Regions from separate parts of the Homo sapiens genome. Here region 2 is linked to region 1. Evidence: read pairs that join two places in POLR2A ChIA-PET (ENCODE). Cell type or tissue: A673. All regions are shown on one strand. Links, peaks and the distances in the headings refer to the core of each region. The heading gives the core; the rest is flanking DNA. Region 1 overlaps IPCEF1 (interaction protein for cytohesin exchange factors 1). Region 2 overlaps CNKSR3 (CNKSR family member 3).

Region 1 (2,917 bases), core at 320-2,819:
GATTTGTCTATGAATATTCATAGCTAGTTTGCTTATAATTCAGGTTGGAAACAACCCAACTGTCCATCAATAGGAACAGATAAACAAATTGTAATATGTTCATAAGACAGAATATATAGTAATAAACAGAAACAAAATACTACTGATAATTTACCCAAGAGCATAGATTAATCTCACACACATTATGCTGAACAAAAGAAGTCAGATATGTAAAAGTACAAGCCACATGACAACTTTGCTATGAAGTTCTGGAACAGGCAAGACTAACCTTTGGAGAAAGAAATCTGAACAGTGGTTGCCCTGGTGAGAGTAGAGGGTGGGGGGATTGACCTTAATGGAGCAAGACGGGAAAAATTCTGGTTTTTGGTAATAGTTTGAGTTCCATGAACATACACATTTGTCAAAACTCATGGAGCTGCAGCACTAATGACCTGTGCCTTTCACTACATGAAGACCAAGACCCAATAAAATAATTTAGGTCACAGAAGGTAATTTGAGAATATTATTTCCAGGGAATTAAAATTTAACTTGAAAACAAATGAAGGAATAATGTAGGGTAGGATTCATTCCACTCTTGCCCTTCAGAAGGATAAGCCCCAGATTGGGACCGAGATGGAAGGCACAAATCTGCTTTCATTTCCACCTTACTAGAATCACGATGTGCTTCTGGTTTTAACAATATGTATTTTCTTGGCCGGGTGTGGTGGCTCACGCCTCTAGTCTCAGCACTTTGGGAGGCCAAGGTGGGTAGATTGCTTGAGCCCAGGAGAGGCTGCAGTGAGCCGAGATCACACCACTGCGCTCCAGCCTGGCTGACAGAGTGAGACCCTGTCTCAAAAAAAAAAAAAAAAAAAAGAAGAAGAAGAAAACAATACATATTTTCTATACAACATGCACCCAATGTCAATAATTATTTTTTCCCTCATTCCATCCATACACAAAAGCTAATTTCATCATCTGGAACCTTCAGAAGATATGATCTGTTTCAGCACTGGCCACGTTAGCCAACCTATGTGTGTCTGTCTCAAACATGATGTCAACAAGGGGAACTTTCAAGGATAAATGTGAATGTTTGTAATTTTTGCTTTATGTGCTGACTTTAGAACCTAATTGAAGATAAGCTATGATTCCATAGTAATTTTTTCTATGCAGCAGGGTGATAACTAATATCTTAGATTTAAATGTATAACTAAATTCTTGTCATATTATTCTTAGTACTCTGGTTATAATTGAACATACCAATTGTGCGTGAATGAAGTATATTAAAATTCATTCTGCTCTTTTCCCTTCCCTCCCCTTACCCAAAAACATGAACTGTTTATAAAATTTTCAGAGTCTTTTCATTTGGTTTTACTTATCTGGACTCATAAGCCATGCATGGTAAATTTCAGACCTATAATTTGTGGCTTCCTGCTTCCAAGATCACTCCAGAATAGTTCTCATGTGACTGTTTTTCTAGTTAAATATTTACACATATACATGGGGTACACAGGCAGTTCATATTTGACATGATTTAACAGCATCTACATCTGTTTCTCATTATAACATGGCAGAAAAATGTGCCTACTAAACATTTTTTAAATATATTTGTTCAAAAAATTGTTTCTACTCCTAAGATGTTTTCCACATAAAGAAAACAGAAGATGATCCCCCGCCCCCAGGCCCTTTTTAATTCCCTTTCTCTGGTTCAGGTTTCTCTCTTGCTATCAATCATTGCTTTCCAAGCCTAACCAAAGCATGTGTCATGTCTTATTTTTATCAGTGTGTGAGAAGCACAAAATTAAATTGAGACGCGAAGCGGGGAAACATCTTATTTAAATTTAAAAAGCCTTCAAAAGCAGCAAGTGGCTCCGGGTGTGATACTTCAAGATTAGCAAGATCGTGTTTGAATGCACTCCCTGCCCATATAAACAAGCCTGAAGTCTGTTCCACGCTCCCAATACACGGCTCAGGCATGGGCTTTTCTTTTGGAAAGAGAGAAAATTCTTGGCTTTCAAGAGGTCTCTTAATCATCGCTGTATCCCCAAAATTTTAAATCACAACATAAATATCTGTTCTAACTCTCCGCCATCTAGTTAAGGAGGCCAATCATATTTTAGACACGAGCATTTTTTCCAAAGATATAAAACCTAAATTATGAGAATATTCCCTTCCGAGCACTAATTTAGAATAAATTGCTATTGTCTAACTTTTATTCTGTTGTTTTCAGTTTCAATCTGCAAAACTGTTTCCTCATTTTTATTCAAAAGTTATCATCTAAGTAATAAAAAAAGTGAAAAAGAATGAAAACAAAACCCCAAAACTCCTGAATTATAAATCCTAGACGCTAACCATGTAGTTCATAACTACCAAGGAAGCAAAAATAAAAGGAATAATCATTTTCAACTATTTCAAGACTTATTTTTCCAATTTGTATCTAATTCAAAACCTTGCCTTTTTCTTTTCTCTTTCCTGCTCATCTTTTGGCTACTTCACAGCTCATTTCACTCTAGAGAAAAAGAGATTGGAGAAAATAAAAAGAGATGAGACTCAATGAGTGCAACTGGCCTCAACCGCCCTGAGGAAAAGCTTTGTTTTCAAGAAGCCTAGAAAAACTGGCTCTAATACCGATTTTAGTGCATCTGAGAATTTAAATAAACCTTAATATTCTTAATTCCTGTCACTGATTAAAAAGGGTGGTAGTCAATTTTTAGACATTTTGGTTTATGGAATAATAAGAAAAGCTGTTTAAAGCTGGCTGTCACACTGTGTATCCAGAGAACCACTTCCTAGGATAGGAAGGATTGAACGTACCAATTGTGCGTGAATGAAGTATATTAAATTTCCCAAACAAAACTGTATATACATGGCCGGGCACTGTGGTACGAGCCTGTGATTCCAGCTACTTGGGAGACTAATGTGGGAGGATCGCTTGAGC
Region 2 (2,917 bases), core at 211-2,710, 170 kb after region 1:
TTTGTGCTCCTCTGAACAGTTCCTAGACCTGTAAGTACATCTGAATGCATCAGATCTTGTTGTGTAATAAATAATGCTGACATTTCTCCTGCTAGACTGAATGCTCCTCACCAGTGGATCCTCCAAACCCAACACTGAGTCTAGTCCCTCACACAGAAGGTTAATAAGGCTTCTTGATTGGGACTGTACTACAGAACAGGAAAAATGCTAGGATGTGCCACATTATTGCTGGTGGATGGGACCTACAAAGCCATAGGTTTTATGGGATCTGGGGAAAGGGGGCCAATCAGAGCAAGATGGAAAAATAGTATAATCACAAACCTTCTGAACTGGGAGTCTAGAGAATTTGGTTCTAGTCTAGGTCCTGCCACTTAAATCTCTGGGCCACAATGTCATTAACGACAAAATAACTTATTCACACAAAAGAATAAAATATTTGGACTGAATGATCGAAGGTCATTATCAACCCTCAAAATTAGACTTAACGATGGAAGAAAAAACATGGAATCCATAGTGCTGAAACCACAGTCCTAGGAAAAATGCCTGCTCTTGTTATATAACCAACAGAAGTCAAGAAACATCTTAATATACCTAATACGCAGGCTGTCATCCAGTTCACCAACGTGAACAGGATTTGCATCTGAGCACTGCCTCATACCCAGTATTTGTTCACTATAAGGATACTCCTGGCCGGGCACAGTGGCTCACGCCTGTAATCCCAACGCTTTGGCAGGCCAAGGCGGGCAGATCACAAGGTCAGGAGTTCGAGACCAGCCTGACCAACATGGTGAAACCCCATCTCTACTAAATACAAAAATTAGCCGGGCATGGTGGTGCATGCCTGTAATCCCAGCTACTCAGGAGGCTGAGGCAGAAGAATCGCCGGAACCCAGGAGGTGGAGGTTGCAGTGAGCTAAGATCGCATCATTGCACTCCAGCCTGGGCAACAGAGCAAGACTCAAAAAAAAAAAAAAAAAAAAGATACTCCTTGTCTCTATCATCTCAAACCTAAATATGATTATCCCCTTCCCCCTCCCCCAAAGAAAATGAATAAATACTTGAAAATAAAAATCAATTGTTACCATCTGGATGGAGGCGAAGCTTCTTTGAGAGTTTAACCAGCACGGGAACACTGATGGCCCACGCTGGGTCTTAAGGCTTGAAAGCTTGAATAGCCACACAGGTCTGGTAGCTGCTACTGACCTCCCTGTCTCAGGCCTTTGGAGAGGTGGTTTTTAGCTTCATTCATCATCACTGCTTTCTCAGACACCAAGACTGCCAATTCCACTGAAGGCAGAGCTGCCAATTAGCTTGGATTTTAACTTCTCTTTATGGGAATTTTTGGTGGATTTTTTCAACTTTTAAGTTCAAAGTACAAGTTTGAAAACTGACAGCATCTAAAATATGATGTACATGAATCATTAATTATGAATCACATCTCCCTACACAGAGTTCCAAACCTATAATGTTTGGGAGGAGAGGATTGGTCTAGGTATCTTACAAATATCTTTTGAAAAGTACTACTCAACACACAAAAATTAGACAAATATTAACTTGGAAACTGATCTAGAAGAAATTATATGTGTTTCTAAAGGGTTGGAAAGGGGCTTCTTTGGCGCATACAGAATTTTCCAGTTTTAAAAGAACTTTTCTACATTAATCACTTACTAAAGCTCTGTTCCAGAAACAGGCACACACTGAATAAAATATAGAAACAGTTTTTTCCCCTGGCTCAAAGATGCCTTACAAAAAGTCTCCTTCATCTATAAAAGGCAAATCAGGTCAACTTTTAAGTTTTTTATTTAACACCTGCATTTCCCAAAACGCATCAGGTATGAGTCCTGCTCACCATAAGACCAAATCTGTTCTTAATACGAACAGCGTGATTCACGTCACTCCAGGTTACTCCCTGCAAGGCGCCTCTTTGACACGGTGGGCATCATTCTTTCTCCTCGCTGCACAGGCAATCTAAAAGTCCCTTGAGAAGTTTGAGACTTTCTGTGATTTGGAAACTGAAGAAGCAACTCTGGTGACTAAGGAACAGGGGTAATCACCCTTCTGGTGGTTGCTTCTGTAAGATCTGCTTCTATAAGTTACTCCCAACAGTGCTTATAGGAGCAGATCTTTCCAAATAACTTCTTGGCTCCCAAGAAGAACCGGGCTGGTTTCCTTAATTGGGCTTGGCGCGACGGGACACCTTCCATCTGGGGCTGTTCTGCCAGGACAATAACTCACTGGCATACCCACTACATCGTGGACACACCCATGTATTACTGCCACACCCACCAGTTATCAAAAGCAGCAGTAAAGCAGGAAATGTAGTAAGTGTTGGGTATTAACTATGGTAAAACAAGAGATATGGCCTTCAAGGGTGTGCCTTTGTGGATGCTTCCCCTCGGCCGTGTAATGCCTACTCTACACGTCAATATCGCCAGCCCTCAGGTCTCTTTATGCTAGTGGAAGAACTGAGGAAAGACATTTAAGAACTCACTTACCATCACCCCTCGACAGCATGACATTTAAAAAGGTACAACTGTCTTCTCTTTTCTCTCTCTCTCTTTTTCTTTTTTTTTTTTTTTAGACGGAGTCTCACTCTGTCTCCCAGGCCAGAGTGCAGTCGTGCGATCTCGGCTCATGGCAGCCTCCGCCTCCTGGCTTCCAGTGATTTCTCCTGCCTCGGCCTCCTGGGTAGCTGGGATTACAGGCACGGGCCACCACGCCCAGCTAATTTTTATTTTATTTTATTTTATTTTATTTTATTTTATCTTATTTTTTGAGATGGAGTCTTGCACTGTCACCTAGGCTGGGGTGCAATGGCACGATCTTGGCTCACTACAACCTCCCCCTCCTGGGTTCCAGCAATTCTCCTGCCTCAGCCTCCCAAGTAGCTGGGATTACAGGCACACACCACCACACC

Evidence for each region. Peaks named below come from ENCODE experiments on the same cell type or tissue, not always from the same donor. Only the 100,000 strongest peaks of a DNase experiment are listed, where the experiment ranks them.
Region 2: POLR2A ChIA-PET joins it to region 1 with 11 read pairs; 2 of 35 experiments call an interaction of 5 or more read pairs at or near these places.

Annotation. Positions count from the first base shown.
Region 1 is chr6:154,317,878-154,320,794 of GRCh38, forward strand. All of the region lies in intron 1 of IPCEF1 (interaction protein for cytohesin exchange factors 1), which reads right to left. Among named protein-coding and RNA genes, the nearest start is that of IPCEF1, 37 kb to the right of the region's middle. In A673, for the core only: no CTCF peak of the experiment used is centred there; DNase peaks (open chromatin) are centred at 1,434 and 1,814; H3K27ac peaks cover 1,420 bases.
Region 2 is chr6:154,483,736-154,486,652 of GRCh38, forward strand. The region is part of intron 1 of CNKSR3 (CNKSR family member 3); the gene reads right to left. Among named protein-coding and RNA genes, the nearest start is that of CNKSR3, 25 kb to the right of the region's middle. In A673, for the core only: no CTCF peak of the experiment used is centred there; no DNase peak of the experiment used is centred there.